Regions from separate parts of the Homo sapiens genome. Here all the other regions are linked to region 5. A link is a contact called in ENCODE Hi-C or POLR2A ChIA-PET data. All regions are on one chromosome and are shown on one strand. The core of a region is the stretch at or near the end of the contact, and the rest is flanking DNA. Distances in the headings are between cores, read along the strand shown.

Evidence for each region. Hi-C counts contacts between places; a loop is a spot of excess contacts on that map. ChIA-PET counts read pairs that join two places held with the same protein, here RNA polymerase II (POLR2A). Pooled maps may share reads with other maps.
Region 1: a loop to region 5 is called in a map of CD8-positive, alpha-beta T cell, with 8 times the contacts of the local background. The contact joins the promoter of TCTN3 here to the promoter of TM9SF3 in region 5. A Hi-C loop is called at or near these places in 3 of 168 maps with a recorded cell type or tissue (CD8-positive, alpha-beta T cell and naive thymus-derived CD4-positive, alpha-beta T cell) and 14 of 50 pooled maps. POLR2A ChIA-PET finds 5 or more read pairs at or near these places in 1 of 52 experiments (T-cell).
Region 2: a pooled map shows a loop between it and region 5 (14-fold over the local background). The contact joins the promoter of ENTPD1 here to the promoter of TM9SF3 in region 5. A Hi-C loop is called at or near these places in 6 of 37 single-sample maps with no recorded cell type and 5 of 50 pooled maps.
Region 3: a loop to region 5 is called in a map of B cell, with 5 times the contacts of the local background. The contact joins the promoter of ALDH18A1 here to the promoter of TM9SF3 in region 5. A Hi-C loop is called at or near these places in 2 of 168 maps with a recorded cell type or tissue (B cell and CD8-positive, alpha-beta T cell) and 10 of 50 pooled maps.
Region 4: a map of B cell shows a loop between it and region 5 (21-fold over the local background). The contact joins the promoter of ARHGAP19 here to the promoter of TM9SF3 in region 5. A Hi-C loop is called at or near these places in 1 of 168 maps with a recorded cell type or tissue (B cell), 1 of 37 single-sample maps with no recorded cell type and 15 of 50 pooled maps. POLR2A ChIA-PET finds 5 or more read pairs at or near these places in 2 of 52 experiments (GM12878 and WTC11).
Region 6: a loop to region 5 is called in a map of dorsolateral prefrontal cortex, with 3 times the contacts of the local background. The contact joins the promoter of FRAT2 here to the promoter of TM9SF3 in region 5. A Hi-C loop is called at or near these places in 2 of 168 maps with a recorded cell type or tissue (dorsolateral prefrontal cortex and naive thymus-derived CD4-positive, alpha-beta T cell), 2 of 37 single-sample maps with no recorded cell type and 20 of 50 pooled maps. POLR2A ChIA-PET finds 5 or more read pairs at or near these places in 1 of 52 experiments (activated CD4-positive, alpha-beta T cell).
Region 7: a loop to region 5 is called in a map of dorsolateral prefrontal cortex, with 5 times the contacts of the local background. The contact joins the promoter of RRP12 here to the promoter of TM9SF3 in region 5. A Hi-C loop is called at or near these places in 2 of 168 maps with a recorded cell type or tissue (dorsolateral prefrontal cortex and naive thymus-derived CD4-positive, alpha-beta T cell), 2 of 37 single-sample maps with no recorded cell type and 11 of 50 pooled maps.

What each region holds. Positions count from the first base shown.
Region 1 is chr10:95,692,159-95,695,557 of GRCh38, forward strand. TCTN3 (tectonic family member 3) reads right to left here and starts at 1,769. Exons shown (of 14, transcript NM_015631.6): 1 at 1,486-1,769; 2 at 1,195-1,318; 3 at 762-880. The coding sequence starts at 1,741. It also overlaps a transcript of ENTPD1 not described here. RefSeq lists enhancers at 1,474-1,753, 2,228-2,729.
Region 2 is chr10:95,754,771-95,758,696 of GRCh38, forward strand. ENTPD1 (ectonucleoside triphosphate diphosphohydrolase 1) reads left to right here and starts at 1,393. Exons shown (of 10, transcript NM_001776.6): 1 at 1,393-1,485. The coding sequence starts at 1,470. It overlaps ENTPD1-AS1 (ENTPD1 antisense RNA 1), which reads right to left. Exons shown (of 6, transcript NR_038444.1): 6 at 1-1,944. RefSeq lists an enhancer at 954-1,253 and a silencer at 2,584-2,643.
Region 3 is chr10:95,655,088-95,658,843 of GRCh38, forward strand. ALDH18A1 (aldehyde dehydrogenase 18 family member A1) reads right to left here and starts at 1,624. Exons shown (of 18, transcript NM_002860.4): 1 at 1,510-1,624. RefSeq lists a silencer at 1,361-1,470.
Region 4 is chr10:97,290,992-97,294,507 of GRCh38, forward strand. It overlaps ARHGAP19 (Rho GTPase activating protein 19), which reads right to left and starts at 1,646. Exons shown (of 12, transcript NM_032900.6): 1 at 1,581-1,646. The coding sequence starts at 1,636. ARHGAP19-SLIT1 (ARHGAP19-SLIT1 readthrough (NMD candidate)) reads right to left here and starts at 1,682. Exons shown (of 15, transcript NR_037909.1): 1 at 1,581-1,682. RefSeq lists enhancers at 458-1,216, 1,217-1,973 and a silencer at 1,318-1,367.
Region 5 is chr10:96,585,144-96,588,495 of GRCh38, forward strand. It overlaps TM9SF3 (transmembrane 9 superfamily member 3), which reads right to left and starts at 1,869. Exons shown (of 15, transcript NM_020123.4): 1 at 1,591-1,869. The coding sequence starts at 1,692. LOC105378443 (a long non-coding RNA gene) reads left to right here and starts at 1,921. Exons shown (of 3, transcript XR_946220.4): 1 at 1,921-3,200. RefSeq lists a silencer at 1,529-2,098 and an enhancer at 2,977-3,036.
Region 6 is chr10:97,333,051-97,336,572 of GRCh38, forward strand. It overlaps FRAT2 (FRAT regulator of Wnt signaling pathway 2), which reads right to left and starts at 1,679. Exons shown (of 1, transcript NM_012083.3): 1 at 1-1,679. The coding sequence starts at 1,522. The coding sequence ends at 821. LOC105378448 (a long non-coding RNA gene) reads left to right here and starts at 1,796. Exons shown (of 2, transcript NR_188201.1): 1 at 1,796-1,921. RefSeq lists an enhancer at 390-1,297 and silencers at 848-897, 908-1,037, 1,378-1,527, 1,618-1,767, 1,898-2,247.
Region 7 is chr10:97,399,408-97,403,146 of GRCh38, forward strand. It overlaps RRP12 (ribosomal RNA processing 12 homolog), which reads right to left and starts at 1,933. Exons shown (of 34, transcript NM_015179.4): 1 at 1,686-1,933; 2 at 898-1,127. The coding sequence starts at 1,824. RefSeq lists an enhancer at 1,417-1,466.

The DNA of each region.
Region 1 (3,399 bases), core at 519-3,018, 890 kb before region 5:
GATTGAAATTAAAGTTCTTTATGAGTTTTCTGATCCATAGCCAACAGAACATAAAAAGTTGCAAATGTGGCCAGGCGCGGTGGCTCACACCTGTAATCCCAGCACTTTGGGGGTCGAGGTGGGTGGCCCATGAGGTCAAGAGATCAAGACCATCCTGGCCAACATTGCAAAACCCCGTCTCTACTAAAAATACAAAAATTAGCTGGTCATGGTGGCACACACCCATAGTCCCAGCTACTCGGGAAGCTAAGGCAGGAGAATCACTTTAATCCGGGAGGTGGAGGTTGCAGTGAGCTGAGATCGTGCCACTGCACTGCACTCCTGGCGATAGGTGGAGGCTCCGTCTCAAAAAAAAACAAAAATGCAAATGTATTCCGTAATAAGAGAGAAGAGGCAGAAAGAGGCGTAGAGATTCAAAGGACAAAAAAAAAAAAAGTTTAAAAAAAAGAAATGGAAAAAAGGCCAGAATAAAAGCCAATTCTCAATAAATGTTAGACCAAGCTTGTCCAACCTGCAACCCACCGGCCGCATGCAGCCCAGGACGGCTTATGAATGCAGCCCAACAACACAAATTTGTAAACTTTCTTAAAACATTTGACATTTTTTTTGCTTTTTTTTTGTTGTTGTTTTTAACTCATCAGCTATCGTTAGTGTATTTTACGTGTGGCCCAAGACAATTCTTCTTCCAATGTGGGCCAGGGAAGACAAAATATAACACTCCTGTGTTAGAAAATGAGAACAACCAACATGTTTCTACTCACAGTTGTTCACATGGACACAAAACTGCCTGATTCCATTAGAATCCATGAAAACTCTTGAAGGAAACGGGGAATTACTCCTGAAGATAACAGAGTTGTCTACACAAACCCAGCTTGAAGACCTGTGAGGAAAGAGGAGGGAGAAGATATATTTAGAAGGGGCGGGGCAGGTCCAAAAAAGAGTGTCCCAGCAATATCGGCCAGATGATGCCAAAGAGGACTCCTTGGGCACCTATAGGACGACACGAAGGTCTTATTCTACTGGCCAGCCCTGCTCTAGAGAATCAGAAAAGGCAATTCCTAGGAAAAACCAAGGGAATGTCCTAGGAGTGGAAGTACGGGTGGGAGGCACAAAGACTAACTCTTCTTACATCCAAATGTTACCCGTTGTAGGCCCCAAACCCCTTTAGGATTCAGTCTGAGCAACGAAGCTCACCTTACGCTGCCTGGAAGGCAGAAGGAGAAAACTGTCCTCGGATGGAGAAGATAGCAGTCCCTGTCGCAGCAGCAATTTATATCGCAGGCTCCAGGAGTCAAGTCACAGACACAGATCGGTAAGACTATGAAAGTACGACACAGAGTGAGTGGGATGAAGATCCCCAAACTCTCCCAGGTGCTCACCCTCCTTCTTCCGACAGCCCCACTCCTGCTTTGTGGCAGCTCAACTTTGCTCACAGAATTTTAGATCTCAGAAGTAAGTTTCCACCCCCACAACGTTTTCCCTCACCTGGGAAGAGGTCCACAGTCCTATTCCCAGGGGCCGAGGGAGTCACGAGAGTAGGGACCACTGTAGGGAGTCCAGGCACGGCCGGGCGAGTTGCAGTCGCCTCTGAAGGGGACTGGAGGGTTCCGCCATCCGTCCCTCGCTGCAGCTCCAAAGACGTGGGCACTGCCCCTGATGGGGAGGAAGAGGGCTGAGGCCGGACGCCATCGGGGAACACCAGAAAGAACACTTGCAGGAGCGCGAGCTGTGGGGTGCGCATGGGGCATTCAGGGCCTCCGGGTCCGACGTAGGCCTCCGCGGTCTCCAATCGCATTGCCAGAGCGTGGGTGGGAGGAGTCGCATAGCGTCTGACGCCATCCGCGTGCCTCTTCTCATTGGCTCATGAGAAGGCTGAGAGCTCTTCAACCAATCGAAAGTGGGGTTGTTACAGCTCTTTCAGTGTCCTTCGGTCTGCGCCCTCCTCCTTAACGCGGGCCGGGCCGTGCCTCCGTTGCCTGGCAACCGTCAGTGACGAAGAAGCCCTTGCGCCTTCCTTCCGCTAGGTGGCGGTAGGAGTTCGGCGGACCGAGAGGTTCCGCGCCCACTTCGCGGCCCAGAGGACTGAGCCCGGCCTCCGGTGCAAGGAAACCCCAGAGGCCGGAACTAGAATTGCAAATTTTTTTTCACCCCGGATTCCAACGGTGAGAAACCCTTTCTATGGAAGAATAATGTTCTCAGGTGGGGGAAACACACCTAAGGTCACATACCTTAAAAAACAGTCTCCTCTAAATATGGCTTTTTTAAAAAAAAAAAAAACACATTAGAAATAATGTTCATTCAGCTCCTTACATTTTAACATTGAGAAATTTTGAAAACCCTAAAGAAATGCATCAAATCATTAAAGATGGACTGCATGTTTGTTGTTAGAAAAAGCAGTGAGAGAAAAATAAGAAAAAAGGGCAGGAAAAATGTGAGAAAATAGGGAGAGAAAGAATAAAAAAAAGAAACATTGTCTAGGAGGTGAGAAAATAAGATGGAGGAATGGAAATAGAAGATTTTTTTCCCCGTGTTAATGGCAAATTTTTTAAGCCTCTCTAGGAGGTTTTTGTTCTTCCCGGGAATGGCGTGCCTCTTCCGATTCCCCACAGCAGCGCGGGCCATGGGACTTTCCTTCGGTATTGGAAATGTACCGTAGCTGCACTGTCCAGCATGGTAGTCACCGGCCTTATGTGGCAATTGTGCGCTTGAAATGTGGCTAGCGTGACTGAGGAGCTGATTTTTTTTTTTTTTTTTTTTTTTGAGACGGTGTTTCGCTCTGTCGCTCAGGCTGGAGTGCAGTGGTGTGATCTCAGCTCACTGCAACCTCTGCCTCTAGGATTCAGGTGATTCTTCTGTTTCAGCCTCCTGAGTAGCTGGGATGACAGGCACGCGCCACCACGCCCGGCTAATTTTATTTTTATTTTTAGTAGAGATGGGGTTTCACCATGTTGTCCAGGCTGGTCTCGAATTCCTGACCTCAAGTGACCCTCCCGCCTTGGCCTCCTAAAGTGCTGGGATTACAGCTGTGAGTCGCTGTGCCTGGCCTGAATTTTTAATTTTTAAATTGTAATTAATTCAAAGTTAACCACAGACGTGAGTAGCTACCATATTGTACAGTGGGACTGTAGATGATCAAAATATTGCTCCTCCTAGACCCAGTATTTTCCTATGTCCACGGTTCTGACATCTGGATTATTTTGGATATTTAGTTTTAGTATATAAATTAACATCTGTTAAGAGTTATCTAAAATCTAGTACACTTACCTAAAATCTGGTCAACACCTCCCTTTACAAGTGAATCATTTAACTCAGGTAAGTTTTAGGACATTTGACTTTACTTGAATTCTCTTACAAGATCTTTATTTTCTAATGTTTTGAAGTCAGTAGCTAAAAGTCTCT
Region 2 (3,926 bases), core at 143-2,642, 830 kb before region 5:
TATAAAGCATTTCAGAAATAAAGTATTGTTAAACAGCTCCAAATTTATTAAAGTATAAAAAATGTATTGAGTATATACCATGTGGCACCGTGCAAAGTAACAGAGATGCCTAAACTAAAAGGTTATCCTTTGTCCTTATTAAAGTATGACTGAAAGCTCGCTGGAGAATATAGTTTCTACATAGAGTCAAAACAGTCCTTCGGGCTCACAAATTTAATGATTTATATGGTATAACTGGCTTTAGATACAAATTTACATGCCAGACAAGCAATGTAGAAAAATCAAGAACTAGGAAACAGGAAAACAGATCTACATTTCTGCTTTGCTGCAATTCATTCATTTTTTTCAACCATTCATCAAATATTTATTGAGAGCCCATGCTGTGAGAGAAACTGTATTAGGTGCTGGGGAACATGGTAGCAAATAAGAGAGACCATGTATGTGAGCATGAGCAGGTGGCTTAACCTCTCCACATCTCTAACCTCTTTTAGACTCAATGTCTGAGGTATCTTTCAGACCTGAAATGCTAAGGTTTGCAACAGCCTTGTGGAGGGAGAAGCTGCCAAGTCGCCTTGGGACTTGAGGACTTACCTTCCTTTCAAAGGATTAGCCCTTGTTTTGATTTCAAAATAATTTTGTTACACAGTTTAAAAATAATTTGGTCAGGCTCTCATCTACATTGGGGTAATCTTGACGGTCTGGATGTGGTAATTCATGCTCATTAGACTTCAAAGGTAGGAAGTCAAAGTTGGGAAATGGTGGATGACTTTCATCAATTCATAGCCAGGCAGCGGTTCCCATTGAGCAGCTCCTCTGTGGTTCCACCCAGCCTTCCAACCAATAACGCAGCGTCTCCTGCAGGAAACTCATCGCTTGGGTCACCTGTTGCTCTTTGCTCTAATGAGCCTTGAGAAAGGATTGCTGGTCATGGGACCAGAGGCTTTATGGGGAGGGAAGAACTGTTCTTGACTTTCAGTTTTTCGAGCGGGTTTCAAGGTAACAACTTTCTTATTATCTAGCTTCATAATTGCAGTAAGGAATAGCTTTTTTTGCTTGCAGCTGAGATGACTTTTTCAAGGGAGAAAAAGGGATTTCTATAACGAAGAGAGGGAGAGAGAGATGAAGAGGGAGGGAGTAAGGGAGAGAGGGAAGAAGGGAGAAAGAGAGAGAGATTTGAATATACATTGCTTCAAGGATGCAAAAAATTACAACCTGGAAAAGGCTTCGAGTAACTTTAGGAAAATGAGCTGCTGGACTCCTCAGTCAATCTGTCCTTTCTAGTCAATGAAAAAGACAGGGTTTGAGGTTCCTTCCGAAACGGGGCCGGCTAATTTAGCCCCTCCCACGAGCCCAAGGGTCTGTTATATCTCTGTTTCCTTGAGGACCTCTCTCACGGAGACGGACCACAGCAAGCAGAGGCTGGGGGGGGGAAAGACGAGGAAAGAGGAGGAAAACAAAAGCTGCTACTTATGGAAGATACAAAGGGTAAGACCAAAATTGATTTGATCTGAATCCTTAAGAAAAAAAAAATAGAAGGAAAAATAAAAGCCCAGACCAAAAAGCAAGTACTTGAAAGCTGGAGGCAAAAAGCCCTGAATGAACTTTCCCACCCTCTTCCTTCTGAGAGGAGGCAGAGAAAGAGCTTTGGGAAACTTTTTAGGAAGCAGAGTCCAGGGTTGCAGTCAAGGGTGGCTCTAGAGCAAGCTGGAGGGGCTCATGAATATTCATTATCAATTTGTATTCAGAGTTGGTTTTTTTAGAGGCAAATGACTTTTTCAGTCCCCTTGCAGTTTAAGAGGCAGCTGCCTCATCTGCAGTCCGGACTCATCTAGCCTCGGGTCTGTACCTCAGGGTGTTTGCTTGAAGATGCTGGGCTCTGCGTGTAGATTTGTTTTGTTCTCGAATTTCTTGCATGCTTTCCTGTTGTGAAATTAGCAAAGGCTTCTTTGCTGGGAACAAGACAGAGAAGTTAATGTGGCACAAGGCTGTCACAACAGGACCCCAGAGTATGTCTTTCAAAATGCTGAAAGTTTCTTGAGATATGTGGGGGAGTTTTATGTGGGGGACAGAGTGGGGGACGGGGACGGGTAGAGGGAGGAAATAGAATAATTCTATCTTAAAAGGGCAGGTCACATCTGACTACATTTAGATTTTGTCTAAAAACTACAAGAGCAGCCTGGTTTGCACAGATGGTGTGCAGTCTCTATCTTTTACCTCTTTTGGGCATTTTCTGCCAAGACGGAGAGCCAGCTGCTTGCCAGCGTGTGAGAGCCAGGAAGAATCTCTGCAGCAGTGAGGGAGTATAGGGTTGTAAACCTCCTTCTCCTCCTTCTTTATCATCTCTAACTTCTAACATTCCCACATGCTTATACCGTATAGAACATGGAAGAATAGCATGAGTAGCCAACATATTTCTTAATACTTACAATAATGATAGCTGTTAATGTTGACTAAGTCTTTATTCTGTGTTGGGAGCTATACCTAGCATATTACATGTGCTACTTACTTGTCACATGAACCTTACAAGTGCTATCATTGACATTCCCATTTTCCAGATGGCATAATTGAGGTACTGAGAGGATAACTTGCCTTGAGATCTCATAGTTAGTAAGGGCTGAGTGTGGATGGAGGTGGTCTGAGGCAGGGCTGGTGGGCTTTTCCACTCCCCAATACTGTTTCTCTGCTTTTTCTGGTGCCCTGACATTGTGGATTTCAGGTTTGCAAATCCTTGAAGCTACTGGGGAAGTGATACTGGTAAAATCTTAAGTCTGTGAAGGAATTTGTACTTTGCACTCAAGTTCACATACATTTTCCTCATTTGGTGCTCATGGCCATTCTCTATGAGAAGCAGGTATTGTTATTATGGTCTTTTGCAAAAAGGAGAAACTGAGGTCAGAAGGGGTTAGTTTGGTGACACCAGTCACAGCTAGTTGTCAAAAGTCTGGACTGGGGGGCTGGATGTGGTGGCTCGCACCTGTAATCCCAGCACTTTGGGAGGCCGAGGTGGGCGGATCACCTGAGGTCAGGAGTTCGAGACCGGCCTGGCCAACATGATGAAACCCTGTCTCTACTAAAAATACAAAAATTAGCTGGGTGTGGTGGTGTGCGCCTGTAGTCCCAGCCACTTGGAAGGCTGAGGTAGGAGAATCACCTGAACCCGGGAGGCAGAGGTTGCAGTGAGCTGAGGTTGCACCACTGCACTCCAGCCTGGGCGAGAGTGAGACACTGTCTCAAAAAAAAAAAAAAAAAAAAAAAAAAAAGATTTGGACTGGATCTGAAACCCTCTGCTTCTGGTTTTTCTTCCAACCTACAGAGCAGACCCAGTCATCTCTGAACGTCTGTCCCCACCCCAAGCTGCGCCTCATTGAGTTGCTTTCAGTTCCCCAAAGGAACTGCATCTTTCCTCAGACTGAAGCTAGGCACTTTCTTCTGTTTTAAGGGCCTATCTGGTACTCTGCTTCCCCTTTAGTCTGGAGCCGAGCTGCCTGGGTTTGAATTTCAGCTCCACCATTTACTGTGTGCCTTAGTTTCATCATCTGTAACATGAAGAGAATAACAGTAACATCTATCTTACAGGGTTGTGGTAAGGACTGAATGAGGGATTCATGCAAAGTTTTTAGAACAGGGCCTGATATATAGTATTGCTAAATAAATATTAACATTTGCTATCACTGCTTGAAGCCTCATATTGGGTGTTATTCCCCTTTAAGCCTTCTCTAATCCTTCAAGTCTAGATTAGCCCCCATCTTGGATGCTTCTATAGTACCTCATCAGTTATGCCTAAGGTGGCACTCATCATACTTGTCCATGCTCCTGCCCTCTGCATCACCTTCTCTCCCTTCCAATTATATTTTCTGTATTCACCTTTAGATCTGCAGTGTCTAGTGCAATTTTATTTTTAGTCTCTAAACTTGTGGCAACTTTCT
Region 3 (3,756 bases), core at 374-2,873, 930 kb before region 5:
GCACTTGCTGTGTGTCTTGTGGAGAGTTACCCAATTTTTCTTTATTATTATTATTATTATTATTATTATACTTTAAGTTTTAGGGTACATGTGCACAATGTGCAGGTTAGTTACATATGTAAGAGTTACCCAATTTTTCTAAGCCTCTGTTTCCTCACTTATAAATCAGGGATACTAACACTATGGACCTCATGAAATTATAGTGAGAATTAAAAGAGAGAATGCGTGGAAAGTGCTTGGGTACAACAAATGGTCAGTAAATGTCAGTTTTCCTCCTTTTGTCTTTTAGGCACTAATGATGCCTTACAATTATTTTTTCCTTAATTTCCTTCAAGACCCATCACGGGAACAAAGAATTCAACGAATATTCACTATTAGATACAATCACACACATATATTGACTGACTGTTTACCTCTCTATTAACCAAGAGTCATTGAAAGCTCTGAACACCTACGGTCACTGAAATAAGAGATTGAAGACTGACGTAGAAACCAAGCCTCCTGACCTCTCCCCTGTACCACCATCTCTGACTGACCAGGCAGAGTGTATTACGCCCTCGAGAAGCACACAGTTGATCCCAAGGAGCAAAGAGAGTGTGTGTGTGTGTGTGTGTGTGTGTGTATCTAGACTCGTGTCTAGATTTGTGTGACTGTGTCTCGACTCTGTGTGTGTGTTTAGACTCCATATCATCAGTTGAAGAAAGTTTTCACGTTTTGACTCAAGACATTTCTCAATATCTCTTTACAGACTAAACAGAATGCCCTTATCTAACTGATTTGAACAGAGAAGTGAACCTCAGTCCCAGCACAGTTCACCCACAAACACATGCTCGGTATATGGCTCACCACTTAAATACAAAGATCCGATGGGCCTCACCACCTCAGAGGGCAGGGGATAATGATGGGGGAAGGACGAGGTGGGGTATGTGGGTGCGTCCTGCTGTAACAGGAAGACCCCAGCATACACAGAATGCCATACTGCAAAGGGAGTCTGGCTTTGAGGAGGGGATGATGAACGCCTGGAGGGCCGCGGGGAACTAGGGACCCAGGCCCCTGAGAGTCAGCGTGCGGCCAGCTAAAACCCGCGGCATCCCGGCGCTGCCACCACCGCCACCCACGCCACCCACCAGTGCAGGCTCCATACTCTTGGAAAGAAGGGGCCCGCGGATGCCTGAAGTCTCCACTTGGCCCAGTTCCTTACATGGTGTACCCAGGGGAGGCCGGGGAGGTCAGGGCCCGTAGCCATCCGTAGATCCCGGGGCGGCCGCGCACCGGCATATGGGAGCGCGCCACGGTCTTGCAGCGCGCCCTGGGCGGCCCGATGCAGCCGCCATCCCTCGGCCGAGGCCCACACCTACCCATGGGCCAGATCCCCGGGCCCCGGCACCTGCTCCGGCAGCGTCCCCGCTCCAGCGGCCCGGCGCTCACGCCCCTCGCGCTTGAGCCTGGGCGCGCAACAGCTTCCGCAGAGACGCGGGCGCCTAGCCATCCCCGCCGCTCGCCGCGTACCTTCCTCACCACCGCCGCCTTCGCCCCCTGGCACTACCGCGGGTCCGCACTCCACGCCGGGCTGATTCCGGCGCTCGCTCACTCTCTTTTTTCTTCCGTCCACGTCCCGCACGATGACGTTACGTCAGTGGCGTAAGAGTAAACCTGGGCAGCCGGCCCTACGCTGTTGACGTGGGGCGAGGGCCTGTCCTGGAGCTGCGGCGCGGCAATGGCGTAGGCCCCTTTCGAGAATCAAGCCAGCGCTCCACGTGGCGGGCCAGCCCACCAGGCCCCGGCAGCCTGGAAGAGGCGGGACTCGAGTTCAGGGGGAACGCCCACGTCCCGGGAGGGGACAGGGGCCGGAGACAGGGGCGAAGACACCTTCGAAACGCCGCCCCACTGGGCCTTCCAGGGAGGTAGAAGAGGTGCCTGGCACCCTCAGCTGCTGGTAGATTTCATAAGGTGTGTTTGTCAATGTTAACCATTTATATCCCGGGCACACCTCGGAAATAGGTTGGATCAACTTACATATGTTTGTTACTTCAGGCACATCCTGGGAATAGATTGGATCAGTTTACACACATTTGCAAACTTTGGCTCCTTAAATGGAAGCATTTTGGCACTGCAATCAAATTACTTGCCCCCTAGTCATCTGGAGGTTTCCCCAATGGTCCCATCTCAACTCCCTTTCATCAAAGGCAGTTGTAAGAATATTGCATTTTAAAATAGGATATTCAATCTATGACAACTAGAACTATTCCAAAGGTGAATGCAGACTCACCTTTAAAGAGAGACCACAAAAACCTGGCACTGTGGTGTGTGCCTGTAGTCCCAGCTACTCGTAGGTGGAGGCAGGAGAACCACCTGAGCCCAGGAGTTCAAATCCAGCCTGGACAACACAGCAAGACCCCACCTCTTAAAAAGAAAAAGAAAAAAAGTGAAAACACAGATTTTTCTCCCTCTTTCCTTGCTGTATTTTGCTCAAAGGACACATTCCTGCATAGGCACATAGTGCTGGGTGGTGGGAGGGCAGCACTTGATAGGAGGTTGGGCACAGAAAGGCATCATGCCCTTCTGTCGTCCCTGATAACACTACTAAGCCTATTTATTCATTTTCTTGTTTATTAAACACTGGCTACTGCTATGGTCTGAATATGTCCCCCAAAATTCATATGTTGGAAACTTAATTCCCAATGCAAGAATATTGGGAGGTGGGGCCTAATGGGAGGCATTTGGGTCAAGAGTGCTCCACCTTTATGAATAGAGTGACCCTCATGAATAGATTAATGCTGCTATCAAAAGGTTTGTGGAGGTGGGTGTTCTCTTCTGCTCTTCTGCCCTTCCACCACGTGAGGATACAGCAAGAAAGCCCTCACCAGATGCTGGCACCTTGATCTTGGACTTCCTAGCCTCTAGAACTGTGAGAAATAAATTTCTATTATTTAAAAATTATCCAGTCTGTGTTATTGTGTTTTAGCAGCACAAAATGGACTGAGACAGCCAAGCATTCCCTGGGTGTGGAAGAAGACATAGCTGAGTTCACAGCCTTATGGAAGAGAGAGATATATGAGCAAATAATTACAATACCATGTGATGAATACTAAAGAATGGGATGGCCAGACATTCAGGGATGGCTGAAATGGTTTGACTTTGTGTCCCCACCCAAATCTCACCTTGAATTGTAATTCCCATAATCCCCACCTATGGAGGGTGGGACCTGATGGGAGGTGATTGGATCATGGGACTGTTTCCCCCATGCTGTTCTTGTGATAGTGAGTTCTTATGAGATCTGGTGGTTTTATAAGGGACTCTTCCCCCTTCACTGGTTTGCTTTCTCCTGCCTGCCACCATGTAAGACTTGCCTCTTCCCCTTCCACCATGATTGTAAGTTTCCTGAAACCTCCCCAGCCATGTGAAACTGTGAATCATCTAAATCTCTTTTCTTTATAAATTACCCAGTCTTGGGTATGTCTTTGTAACAGTGTGAAAACAGACTAATACAATGGCTTTAAAAAGAGTTGATATTCAAATTGTGCTTTGAAGCACTAGAAGTAAGGAGTTTACCTAAAAGAGGAGAGGAGTACAGGATCATATGAGGAAGAGGGAATAAGGGAATGATATATGCAGAGGTGTGAGACACCCCGTGAAAAGAGGCTACTTGCAGTAGGACATGACAGGAGAGGGGTCTGGCTGGTATCCTAAACTTACAAAGGGTTTTTTGTGGTATGCTAAAGATTTTGAATTTTATAATCCTTAAAAACAGAGAAA
Region 4 (3,516 bases), core at 396-2,895, 710 kb after region 5:
AGCTGGGAATGTGACCGCATCCACCTTTAAACACGGGGCTTGCAACTTAGCTCACACCCAACCAATCAGAGAGCTCACTAAAATGCTAATTAGGCAAAAACAGGAGGTAAAGAAATAGCCAATCATCTCTTGCCTGAGAGCACAGCGGGAGGGACAAGGATCAGGATATAAACCCAGGCATTAGAGCCAGCAACGGCCACCCACTTTGGGTCCCCTCCCTTTGTGTGGGAGCTGTGTTTTCACTCTATTTCACTCTATGAAATCTTGCAACTGCAAAACAAAAACAAAACAAAACAAAAAAGAGTGGAAAACTCTTCCATATCATATTTTATTTTATTTATTTATTTGAGACATAGTCTTGCTCTGTCACCCAGGGTGGAATGCAATGGCGCATCTGGGCTCACTGCAACCTCCGCCTCAACCTCCTGAGTAGCTGGGACTACAGGCGCCCGCCACCACACCCGGCTAATTATTGTATTTTTAGTAGAGACGGGCTTTCATCATGTTCGCCAGGCTGGTCTCGAACTCCTGATCTCAGGTGATCCGCTCCCCTCGGCTTCCCAAAGTGCTGGGATTACAGGCGTAAGCCACCATGCCCGGCCCCGTATGATATTTTAAATAACACACTCAACCACGCTCATCTGGGCTCAGGAAGAAGCCGAGTCACAAAGTTATTAGTTTCCCAAGATTCTTGGAATCTCTTATTCGGTACAAATGGAACCAAAAGACGCCAAACCGAAGTATTTTACTGAGTTACACTGAGGCAACGTAAATAAACTCAATCTATTGAATTACACCAAAAACAAAATTGTAATCAATTAAGACAACTTAGGTCTCAAGGCTAAGGCAACACCACCTCGAAATTCTCTCCTGAAAACGCTAAATCTCGGTGTGGCTGTTTAGGAAAGAACATCCTGTGGAAATAAAGTCATGATGTCCTGGACTACAGATCCCTCTCCCATCTGCTCCTTAGCTGTTCTACTAGGAAGAAGAAAATCTATTGCGTAGAGTTGTCATTATCGGCTAAACTCAGTGCTAGCTTTAAATGGATTGTCTTATTCAATCTTGACACTTGGAAATAGGCATCCTCACGTCCCTTTGCAGATGAAGAAACTGAAGTCGAGAGAGGTTTAAAAACTGGCCCAAGGACTCAACACTGTTTCTAATTGACACTCAAATCCTTGCTCGGACCTGAACGCACAAAGTGCCTCGGAGAAGATGTGAAGCGCTGTGTGCAACAGTGAGGAATTCGCTAACCAGCCCTGGACTTCCGTTTCCTCGCCATCAAGAGGTGTCTCGGCGCCAAAGCGATCAGCGCTGCCACCCCCAGCTGGACGTCTGCAGCCAGCGCAGCGGGAGGAGCCCCCTCGGGCACCGGCAGGACCGAGCGGGGGGTTTGGCTGGAGTCCAGCGCCCAGGCCCGACCCCCGCGCCTCAGCCCCCGCAGGCGCGACGATGAGAAACGCCGTGGGAGAAAGAAACAAAGCCCGAACCGTGCGCCTCCGTGACCCAAGGCAAAGGCGGCAGGACTACCAGCCCAAGGCCGCGTTTCCCAGGAAACTGGACCAAACTCAGCTCACCTCCGGCCGGATTCGCGGGCTGGCACCTCCCCTTCACTCTGTGCCTCAGTCGCCATCTTCGTCAGCAAACTTCTTTCACCGCCCCACCTTACGTCCCGCCCCCACATATTTGGATTGGCTAATATGTTTTCACCTCTTCCGTGCGATTGGATGACTCGACCGCCCCTCCTCAACCTGAACCGTTTAATATATTATTGGTCTATTCAAATGACTAACCGTCATTGGTCGTTCCCAGCCCTGGCGGAAAAAGAGGGAGGGGCGGGGAAGAAGACCCAGCCCCGAGGCCTGCCGGGAGTTGTAGTTTCTCATTTTGATGAACCCTTCCGATTCCACAGACCTTTAGGTTCAAGTCAGAAATCACCAGCCTATGCTCAAATTTTGTCCTGATATGTAAATCAGGGAATTATAGAACTGTCAACTTTGAAAGTGACTCATCACTTTCTAAAATGCAAGACTCCGTACCCTATATCTCAGCATCACACAATATACCCAGATAACAAACCAACTCATGTACCCCCTAAATTTAAAATAAAAGTTGAAAATAAATAATTTTTTTTTACAATTTTTTTAATTTTTTTTTTCTGTTGAGACAGGGTTTCACCATGTTGCCCAGGCTGGTCTCGAACCCCTGAGCTCAAGCAATCCTCCTATGTCAGCCTCCCAAAGTGCTGGGATTACAGGCATGAGGCACTGCACCCAGCCATAAATTAATTCATTTAATTTAATGTAATTTAATGCAAGACTCGTTCTCTGTCTTGACCCAGAGATAAATCCCTCAAGTGCAGGCAGGGAGTGGCAACCTAGAAGTACTTGCTTTTAAACGTATAGTTCAAAGCCTTCTTTCTTCAGATACTCAGCATAGCCCTAGCCATAGGTCATTTCTTTCTTCCTTTATTTCTTTCTTTTTTTTTTTTTTTTGAGATAAGGTCTCCCTCTGTCTCCCATGCTGGAGCACAGTACAATATTGCAGCATACCAACACACAGGGCAAATTTTTGTACTTTTTGTAGAGATGGGGTTTCACCCTGTTGGCCAGGCTGGAGTCGGTCATTTCTGCTTCAATACATTCACTCCCTTCCAACTTCCCAGAGAACCCACAGAGTTTGCCTTGTGATATGAACCATGGAACCAAAAGCTGCATGACTTTGTCCCAAACTAAACTTTAATCCTCAATGGTAGGAATAACCATAATTATCCTTGTCCTCCCTGCGGCACACACTTCTCCTAGGGATTAACTGAGGCAACATATGTGAGAACATTGTAAATTTTGAGCATTGTTGTTTTTTGTTTTTCCATATTGTTTTCCTATGCTGGACTTTTCTCGGGAATTTCTGTATTGATCCTTCTGATATCCTGCCACCTGGGGCTCTCCCTGCACTCTGCCTCCTTTTTACTAAACTGTACTGCACATGCTTCACTTTCTGAACTGTCTTAGGGCTTTTGCACATGTTGCTTTTTCTGGCTCGTCCATTTTTCCACTTTTTTGGCTTTCAGGTCGAAGCTTAAATGTCACTGGCTCAAAGATCTTCCATGACCCCCATTGTATAAATCAATTCCCTCAGTAAACTTTCACAAAGAACTCTGTACTATTCTTTCACAGTTCATATCACAACTCACAATTACATAGTCATTTGTGTGACTATTTATTTCATGTGAGGGTTCCCAGCTAGGCTTCCTGCCACAAGTGGGCAGAGACTATATTTATTTTGCTCCCCACAGTTTCTGGCACATAATGGCTGTCCAATAAATATTTTTGAAAAATATAAGCAAGTCCTCAAACTATTATATCCAAATAAAAAATCAAATCATATACTCTAATAGATTTTTTTCAATTGATGAATTAATACTAAAAGTTTGATAAGGGCTAGGCACAGTGGCCTACACCCATAATCCCATCACTTTTGGAGGCTGAGGCAGGAGGATCACCTGGGCCCAGG
Region 5 (3,352 bases), core at 619-3,118:
AAAAAGTAGAATACAGTACACTTTTGAGCTTATATGCCTGTATCACGGAACTACACATTGAGAGTTCTGAGTTTCATATGGTAACTTTTCCTAAGTGTTTTTTTAATTGGAAATATATTAGTAATAATATCATTAAACAGAAGGATGGATGCCCACTGAAAATTTAAAAATACTCAAAGACCCAAATCTATACATGGTCCCTGTATACTATGTGAAACAATAGCAGTTCTTAAACTTTGAGACAGCTTATCTGATGAAAGAACACAAAAGGAAATCGTTTTAAGCTGTTTAACCTCCCAACAAAATTATCTTAGGTGAAACACCACAAGTACAGTACAAAAACATGTCACCAATTCGAGATTTGTGTCTCTAAAGAAATACATACCTACACAGGTAAGAAGTTTCTGGCTGTGACCGAAGGTAGAACAGTCAAAAGTTTAGAGCTTTTATTAGCTAAAATAAGATCCCAGCTAGCCAAGGATCCAGCGAAAAGTTTTGTTGATTACAAATAAAATCGGATCCATTAAATAGGTAAGGACGACTGCTTCATTTCCTCACTTACCAGAAATGACATAAGACTCCCTCAGATCGTTCTGATTTAGTACAAACACAGTCTCTCATAGAAACTCCTATCATTAATGGTAAAGGTATAAAAAACAATTACTCGTCAAGCAAACTCTCAATTTACCTGACCTTCCTGCCTTGCTCAAGTCTACCACTCTGAAAACCACAGTTACAGCCCTAAGTGAAAGCCATTTGAAGAGTCGTTCACATGCACGTTTTGATGTGAGAATACCAATTAAACAAACTGCCAATCACCTTTAGGCCAAATGCAAAAGGGACTGTTTCTGGCCCTGACCTGAAGACTGGGAAACGTCAAGACCCTTTACTGTCAGAAGCTGCCTTAGTTAGAGACTATCGGGATGGGGGTCTCACTTAGGGGCTGGAAGGTGAGGAGAAAGTTACAAGAAAGGCCTAGGAATTGAACGCGTGTAGGTTGGGTGCACTTACAAGTAAGTATAAACTGCTCTTCAATTCAAGTTTATTAATGCTGCCCCACCCCAGGGTTTTAATCCGGTCTGGGCAGAAGCGGGCGATAAAAGCCAAAGGAGACCATAAAGTGTAGGATATTTCCTGGTTAGTGGCTGCCGGGTAATCACGATGCATCCATCTTCCTCGGCGTCGCAGCCCTCAGTAGCCAGAAGGCAGTCTCCTTCCCTGGGGGGCAAAAGCCCCGAGCCCAGCCTGCCCGTTGCCCCGCTCCCGCGGTGGATGAACCTCAACCCTTCCCAGGCTCCTTCCTGGCCCCAGGGTCCCAGGAACCCCGAGACCCTGGGGTGCGGCGCCACTGAGGCCCAGACCGGGGGAAGGAGACCCTGTCACTCGGGAGCGGAGCCCTGTCCCGGGAGCGCACGGAAATGCCTCCTCCACGCTCCCAAGGTTCCTGCTCCGCCAGGCCCAACCGGAAGGAGTCCTCGGGCCGCAGTGGGGCACCACCGGGCCGCCGGGCACTCCAGGCTGCGTGGGGCCTGCCTCAGTGGGCAACTGGGGAGCTAGCCCGGGGCGGCCGCGCCGGCCGGGGCGCCTCACCGTGTGTTCGTGCTCGTCCGCCCGGGTCCGGGGCAGCAGCAGCAGCAGCAGCCACAGCGCGGCGGCCGCCGCCACGCCAAGAGCGCCAGGCAGCGGCCTCATCCTCCGCGCCCCTCCGGCCCGGAGCCGGCTCACCGACTCCTCCTCCCGCCGCCGCCTCCTCCGCCGCCGCCGCCTCCGCCGCGGCCGATTCGCATCCACGGGGCGCGGACAGACGCACGGGGCCCGGCCCAGCCGCTGCCTCCTCTGCCGCCGCCGTCGCCGTCACCGCCCGCTCCTGAGCCTCCCCCGCCCCCCGCGCCTCCTCAGCCTCTTCCTCTGACTCAGCCACGTCATCCGGCCACCCCGGCACGCGCCGGAAGTGCCTCGCGACGCGGGGCCGCCACCGCCGCCGGGCCGAGGGAGGGCCCGGCAACCGCCGCCTGCGCGCCGGCTGCCCCTCGGCTCCTGGGAGCCGCGGCGCTACGGGCCTGCCGAGCACTCGGGCGGGCGCCGAGCAGGCTGGGCCCCGGCGCAGTGGCCTAGCCTGGACCGCAAGGCCGAAGCCGCCTCCGGGCCGCGTCCCGGTGTTTCGGGTTGTGTAACCTTGGCCAAAATGCTTAAGCTTTTTTCCTGGCTGCCAAATGGGGCCGATCGTCTGACCTGCTGCCTCCGGAACTTGAGGGATCAGATCAAATAACCCTTTCCTGGCGCTCGTCTGCCGCTGTGAATGAATCACGGGCTCCTGTAATCACCGTTAGGAGAGATTGTTAAACTCGTACAGGGTTGGATGTTTTAAAGTTACTGAATATTTACTGGACCCCTACTGTTCAATCAAGACATGCTAAGTTAGCTTGCCATTCTTGTTCATTTATGTGTTTACTTAACTATTTCTGGGTCTCCTCTTCCCAGTCATAAATATCTCTTGGAGTGTAAGCTCCTCGGAGCAGAGATCCTGTTTCCGTATTTCCTGTACCTAGAACAGTGCCAGATCCGTAGTAGACACTGAAACAAAAAATCTTTAAAAAAAAAAAAATATACGAATGTGGCACCACCATTTACACAGGCCACTAAGCCAAAAATCTCGAACTTGTCAGATTGTCTCTTCTCAGCCATCAGCAGTCAACAAGTTCTAGCATTTGGTCTCTTAAAAGTGGTTCAAGAGTTTATTTTTCCTCTCCTTCCTCTGCCAGTACCAACCAGTCTTCCGTATCACTATGTATTGCAAGAGTCTCACAAGAAGATATCCATCACTGACTGATCTTCCTCCCGTTTAACATCCCCAACAGGTGCCAGGGTGATGTTTTTTTTATTCTAAAAAGAAACCAGATTATATCGCTCACTCCCTTGCTTAAAACAGTTCTTCAATGTTAGGTAAATAAATCATGGAGTCACCACGAGGGCGTTCATCTGCCAGGCACTATTCTGAACGATATTGGCTCATTAAATTCTCACAGAAACCCTATGCAGCAGGTACGGTGAAAATGTTCCTGTTACAGATGAGGTAACTGAAGCACAGAGAGCTTGAGTGGCTTGCTGAAACACCAGACCCACTCAGTCTGGCTCCATAATAGGTCTTTTTGCTGGTAATGATTTACCAACTATACAGCCACTTTAAAAAAAGGAAATAGGTAAGTACTGGCATGGAATGATAACCAAGAGGTTCTGTTAAATTTTCAAGTTGAAGAAAATAAGAGTTTAACTTCATTTTATATGGCAATATGTTAGTCTGCCCATAGAAAACAATCTGAAAGATTATAACAAACTACTATCAGTGGTTAAC
Region 6 (3,522 bases), core at 429-2,928, 750 kb after region 5:
TACACGTCCCTCTCTGCCTGTTTGTGTCCTCGGGAGACTCCAAGCGGTGGTAAAGCACCAACAGGGCTCTTCTTGGAGCAAGAGAAAGAAAAGACTCCGGGGTGAGTAAGCTCTCCCAGGAACCCCACAGCAAACCGTGACCTTGAACACAGATGGCAAGGTCAAGTCATTTACAAGTCCACATTCAAATCCAAATCTCCCACCTGCAAAATTCTTCACCTCTCTCCAGTCCCTTAATTGGAGTTCACATCTCCCACCTTCACCAGCCACCGAATCGGTGGGAAAAAGGGGCAATGCCAAGCCACCCACCACCAAACTTTTACATTCTTCTCCCCTCTGGAATTTCTTTGCACAGCAATTGTAGCACCACTTACTAAGCTCCTCCACCAGAAAATAAGAAAATGTATGCGTGTCGTTAGTTTTCAAGTATTGTTATAAAGCCATCGCGATTCCTACCCCTGAGCCCTCCTTAAACAATCCAAGCTCACGACGCCCCCAAGGGCTAAGTGAGGTACAAGTCGATGCAAGTAGCTGCCATAGTTCTCCCAGTTTATCCCAGGTCCTTGGGCTTGGATGGCCCGGGAAATTCTCATGCCCCACGGAAGCACCCTGGCGCATACATTTCTCCACGCTTAAGTTTTCTCCGACGGCCTCGCCGCGGCTGGTAACTTCTCTGGTTGAGATCTCTCCCCACGCGCCTCCCCGCAGCCAAAGTGGTCGCTCCCAGGCTGGCGACGTCGGCTTCAGCTCAGAGTTAGTAGGAACTGGACGCTGTTGGGTCTACGCAGCGGCCTCCACTTCCTCCTCCAGGAGGCCTGCGTCAGAGCAAGGAGCCTGAGGGCTGCAGGGCAATGCGGTCAGGTCCGCTGCGGCCTCCCCCGGGCCCAGGGGCGCTTGCGGGGCCCGTGGCTGCAACCGCGGCGACGGCTCGTTGGAGTCTCCGCACGGCTTCCTTGATGAGGTTTCCCGAGAGCACGAGCTGCTGGAGGAGCCGATGCGGGTCGTCGTCGCCGGCGCGTGCCCCGGCTTGGGTCCATCGGCGCTGCTGCAAGCGGCGGGAGGTGACCGCGTCCCTGAGCCATCCTCGCCGGCACGGCCCCGGCAGCGCGCTGGGGCCTGCGGCGACCTCCGCCACGCAGTAGGGCGCAGCGCGTCCGCGCACGCGGCCGCGGTCCCCTAGGGCGCAGCGCAGGGCCCCAGAGGGCGCCGGGCCCACCGTCTCAGCCGAAGCGGGCGGCAGCAGCAGCGGCACCGCCGGGGGCCGGGCCTTGTCCGCCGGCACCGCCGCAGCCAGGGGCCCCGGGGCCCGCAGCGGCACCCCCGGGGGCGCGCACGGCGAGGCCGGGCTGTCCTGCGCCGCGTCCAGCTGCAGCGTCTCGCCGATCTGGGCCACCAGCCGGTCCACCTCGCCCGAGCTGCCCAGCGTCACCGACTGCTGCAGCAGGAGGAAGCTGTCGTCCTCCTCTTCCTCCCCCTCCGCCTCCTCGCCGGCTTCCTCTTCCTCCTCCCTCCGGCACGGCATGGCCCCCCGTCCTGGCACCCGGAGCTGTGCGGGCTTCGCTGGGGGCTTGGTTGCCCGCGGGCGCGGAGCTGCGGGCGAAGCCGGAGCAGGGGCGGACGCGGAAGCCGGAGCCCGCCAGGCACTCGAGCCACGCGCCTGCAGCCGCTGGAGCCGGAATCCTGCCGGCTCGGGTTGATTTGTAAACAATGGGTGACGTCGCGCCGGGCCCTACCACCGCACCGGGGCGGGGGTGACGCGCGAGCAGGCACGGGGGCAAAGGGCGGCGCGGGCGGTGACCGAAGCCGTCCCGCGCCTGTGTTCGTTGTCCCTCCAGGAGGGGGTCCGGGGCGTGGGGACTGATTTCCGACCTCCCGGGCCCAACGAGCCGTGCTGAAACGTGGCGCCTCGGAGGAGGCTGAGGTTGGTTTCTCCCACGCACGGACACACCCACACCCACTCCGGGCCCGCCTCCTGGGCCGCGGCCTCCCTCCCCACGTGTCGGCCGCGCCTAAGCCCGCCCGACTCCCGCCCCGCGCACCCGCAGTTCCCGGCCCTGGTCGTGGGGGAGGGGCGGGCCGCCGCGGGTCCGGCTTCGACGAGGCGGGGCGGGGAAAGGCGGAGGGAATTGGGAGTGAAGAGGCGGCACGTTACTTATTTACTTATTTATTATTTAGAAAAGGTCTCTGTCGCCCAGGCTGAAGTATAGTGGCGCGAACACGGCTGACTGCAGCCTCGAACTCTGGCTTAAGTAATCATCCCACTTTAAGCCTCCGGAGCAGCTGGGACCACAGGCGCGGCCACCACGCCTGGCTAATTAAAAAAATTTTTTTTGTAGAGACGGTGGTGGGGGGGGGGGGTCTCACTATATTGCCCAGGCTGGTCTCGAACTCTTGGGCTCAAGGAGTCCTCGCTCCTCGGCCTCCGAAAGTGTTGGGGTTACTGGCGTCAGCCGCCGCGCCCGGCCTAAGAGGGGACGCTTTGAAGCAGAGCAGAATCGCTCTGAGGTGAGGTCCCAGAGGCTTTCCCTCCCGCAGTCTTCAAGCCCCCGGACATATCATGAGAATAGGACTCACCGCCGCTCGGCTAAAGAAGGGTCTTTTTTTTTTTTTAAGGTTCAAATAGAAATATAGGGGATTGGCCAGGAGCGGTGGGTGGCTCATGCCTGTGATCCCAACACTTTGGGAGGCCGAGGCGGGCGGATCACCTGAGGTCAGGAGTTCCAGACCAGTCTGGCCAACATGGTGAAACCCCATCTCTGCTAAAAATACAAAAATTAGCCGGGCGTGGTGGCGGGCGCCTGTAATCCCAGCTACTCGGGAGACTGAGGCAGGAGAATGGTTTGAACCCTGGAGGCGGAGGTTGCAGTGAGCCGAGATCACGCCACTGCACTCCAGCCTGGGCAACAAAGCGAGACTCCGTCTCAAAAAAAAAAAGAAAAATATAAGGGATGGAAAAAATCTCTCATGGTTCACATTTAAATTTTTTTCCTTTTTAGCCTTTGTTCTATGAAAGTGTAGTATACAAACACATGCATACAGTGTTACACACTTTTCCACTTTGCCTTACATCATAAACGTTTTTCGTGTTATTGCATGCACTTTGAAAACATTTTAATGATTACATAAGTTTCCATCAAGTGCCTATGTTTTTAACATTTGCCTAATTTCACCATCGTTAAGTGTGTAACTAACATTTTTGTGCGCGACACTTTAAGATATTGATGATTCTTTCCTTAGGGCATATTCCCAGGAGTGGAATTTTAAGTCACAGTAGTTGGGTATTTTAAGGTTTACTGATAAATGTTCAGGAAGTGTCTTTCCAAGAGTTAGGTAAATGTACTCTACCATCATTAATGCTTGAGCATACATCATTACACCTTCACTAGTATTTGAGTATTATTGAATTTTTTTTTTTTTGCGGATTATATAGGGAAATTTTCTCCCTTCAGTTTGCATATCTTTGATTTCAGTTAGGTAGAGCAGTTTTCTAAATGTTTGTTAACAAACTGTACTTCCTTTCTT
Region 7 (3,739 bases), core at 683-3,182, 810 kb after region 5:
AATGACCCATTAACAGGAGCTCTGTGAATGATTCAAGTTGGGGGATCTACCATCACATTATATTATTCTTATATCATTTTGATATCATTTAGAATTTTGACATTTTTTATTTCAATAACAAAAAATATATATAACTTTATAGTATAGATAAAATAATAAAAGTAAGGCCAGGCACGGTGGCTCATGCCTGTAATCCCAGCATTTTAGGAGGCCAAGGTGGGCGGATTACCTGAGTTCAGGAGTTTGAGACCAGCCTGGCTAACATGGTGAAACCCCGTCTCTACTAAAAATACACACACACAAAAAATTAGCTACTTGAATAATGCACTATTTAAATATACTAAAAAAAAAAAAAAAAAAATTAGCCGGGCGTGGTGGCACATGCCTGTAATGGCAGCTACTTGGGAGGCTGAGGCAGGAGGATTGCTTGGGCCTGGGAGATGGAGGTTGCAGTGAGTGAAGATTGCGCTACTGCACTCCAGCCTGGCCAACAGAACGAGACTCTGTCTCAAAATAAATACATGAATTAAGTTAAATTAAAGTAAATAAATTTAGTTCTTGCTAGATAAAACGTTTCCTAATCACTGTTACTCAGCATTTATTTACTCAACATATGTTTATTGAAAATACTCTGTGTAAAAGTGCTGTGTTAGGTATAGCTGAGGAGAGAAATGTTTGGAAAATATTTCTACCCTCAAGTACTTAAGCAGAGGAGATGTTCTTATAAAAAGCAGAAAGTAGAACCTGCCCTAGGAGGAGACATAAAGGGGAGGAGCGATGACGCATCATCCAGAAATACCAGCTGTTGTCATCGGAGACCTGTCGGCCAGAGCTGAAGAAAAGGCATGAGTTGGCCTCTCCTCACTATCCTATGGCCCTCCCGACCCTCGCCCCTACCTCCTTGTGGGCAGCCGAGTTGGACTCCCAGAAGCGCTGTACTTTGCTGAAGGTGACGTTTGTGCAGTCGGAAAGGCCACTCAGGAAGGTACCCGAGGACTTCTCGGTGAGAACCAGCTCCGCCTCTTCTTCCATGGGCGTCTCCGGGGCTTCGCTTTTGCCCAAGCGCAAGGACCCTGACTGCAGCTCATTATGTAACTTCACAGCATCGACTGTCAGGTCACTCCTTCCTGAGAGCCAGAGGCACAAGATAAGGTCCAAGCCTCCTTTTGGTCAAGAGAACAGAACAACCCCTGGGAAACAAACCAGCCCAGGCCAAATCTCCAACCCGAGAGGCTGAATTCTGAACACAGCCAGTCTCATAAAACCACTGTATGCCTAAAAACTTGAAAAACCAAGGAGAAAGGGAATCCTCCATGTAAAAGTTTCTGCTTCCCTGTAGCAGCGGCATAAACGCCACTGGGAATCGGCTGGGAGCTACATTCAGAGGGCCTGCAAAATAAATGAAGGTGAACGCGCTCTGTAAAGAGCTACCCAAGGTCCAAGCCATCTGTCTCAACTCTGACACCCGCGGTACCTTACACAAGACATTTCCCTACTGCGGACCTCAGTTTCTGTATCTGCTAAATTGGAAGGACTGCCCTTCAGAGAGGGCTCCAGATCCGACATCCTAAGAGACGAAAGGTCCAATGCCTGGCCCCGCACTCTCCCAGAGGCCCCAGACTCATCTGGACCCAGGTCTGCCTGGAACCCCGCCCCCGGCTGCGCTCGGGTCTCAACCCAGCTACCTGACGGCCGGCTGAAGAAGCGGCTGCGGGCGGCCTGACGGTGGCGGCAGATGGCGGGGTTGCTGTCGCTGCTGTGGCCTTTCTTCCAGCGCTTCAACTTAGCTGAGACACCAGAAGGCAACTTTCCCGAGCGACCCATGTTGACTAAGCCGTGGCGAGGAATGAGCTTAAATGACCGGCTTCCAGGGACGTAGAAACACGCTCAGAACCCACGTGGATACCCTGTAGCCTTCACTTCCTCTTCTTCTGGCGTCACTTCCGGATTCGTGTGCATTACTATGGTAAAACAGTCAACATCCGGTTTTACACCTCCTCCTGGCTTCGGATGGGGAGGAGCTCCAAGGAGATCCGTTGCTAGGGAGGAAGTTAGGTTGCTAAGGGTTCTATGGGGTTCTTACTCCAGCCAGGACCAGGTTTCAGGGCCACAGGCGTAAGCCTTATAAAACTGGAGTTTGGCTGAGCGTGGTGGCTCATGCCTGTAATCCCAATACTTTGGGAGGCTGAGGCGGGTGGATCATTTGAGGTCAGGAGTTTGAGACCAGCCTGATCACCAGGGTGAAACCCCGTCTCTACTAAAATAAAAAAATTAGCTGGGCTTGGTGGCGCGCGCCTGTAATCCCAACTACTCGGGAGGATGAGGCACAAGAATCACTTGAACTCGGGAGGCGGAGTTTGCAGTAAGCCGAGATCACGCCTCGGCACTCCAGCCTGGACAACAGAGTAAGACTGTCTCAAAAAAACAAAACAAAGCAAACAAAAAACTGGAGTTCTTTTGCAGTTAAACAACAACAAAAAGTACATTTATATTACATTTGAAAATCTATTTTCAAAATTAAGCATAGAAACACATTTATATGAAAGTCATATACCTTCATATAAAAGTATATATGTAATCCCAGCACTCTGGGAGGCCGAGGCGGGCAGATCACCTGAGGTCACGATGTTCGAGACCAGCCTGACCAACATGGAGAAACCCTGTCTCTACTAAAAATACAAAATAAGCCGGGCGTGGTCGCGCATGCCTGTAATCCCAACTACTGGGGAGGCTGAGGCAGAAGAATCGCTTGAACCTGGGAGGCAGAGGTTGCGGTGAGCTGAGATCACGCCATTGCACTCCAGCCTGGGCAACAAGAGTGAAACTCCATCTCAAAAAAAGAAAAAAAGAAAAAAAAGAAAAGTCAAAACTTATGGAGACTTGAAAGTGTGAAAATTAGCTTGACTTGAAAAGAGAAAAAAGCAGTCAGTGGTGTTCTAGACAAGCTTTGCTATTTTCATTTATTACTGGAGATACTCAGTTGCTAAGCCACCTTGCCTTATGACAGCATTCCATCCCTAATTAATCCCTGGTTCTCCAATTTCTCTCTCTCTCTCTCTTTTTTTTTTTTTTTTTTGAGACAGAGTCTTGCTCTGGTGCCCAGGCTGGAGTGCAGTGGCACGATCTCGGCTCACTGCAACCTCCACATTTCAGGTTCAAGCAGTTCTCCTGCCTCAGCCTCCCAAGTAGCTGAAATTACAAGCATGCACCACCGCGCCCGGCTAATTTTTTTTTTTGTATTTTCAGTACACGCAGAGTTTCACCATGTTGGCCAGGTTGGTCTCGAACTCCTTTCCTCAGGTGATCTGCCCACCTCCCAAAGTGCTGGGATTACAGGCATGAGCCACCGCACCTGGCATCCGGCCAATTCCCAGTTCTCCTAATTCCACCTCAGAACCAGCAACCGATCCAGTTTATCCCCACTCCCCTGAGACCCTCCTTAAAATCCTTCAACCAGATCCCAAACCTTACAAAAGACACATTTCTCTTCCCTCTTGCCCAGCAGCTTTATTCTAAACCTTTAGCAGCATTCTTTGGAAGAAGATATATAGAACTAACAAAGTACATCTATAATATATAAAGAATTCCTACCAATCAATAAGAACAAGGCAGACAATCCAATAAAAAGAATGGGCAAAAGGGACAGGTGGGTGCAGTGGCTGATGCTTGGCCTGGAATTCCAACACCGTAGGAGGCCGGGGGGCAGGGAGTAGAGGGGAGGAAGGATTGCTCCAGCCCA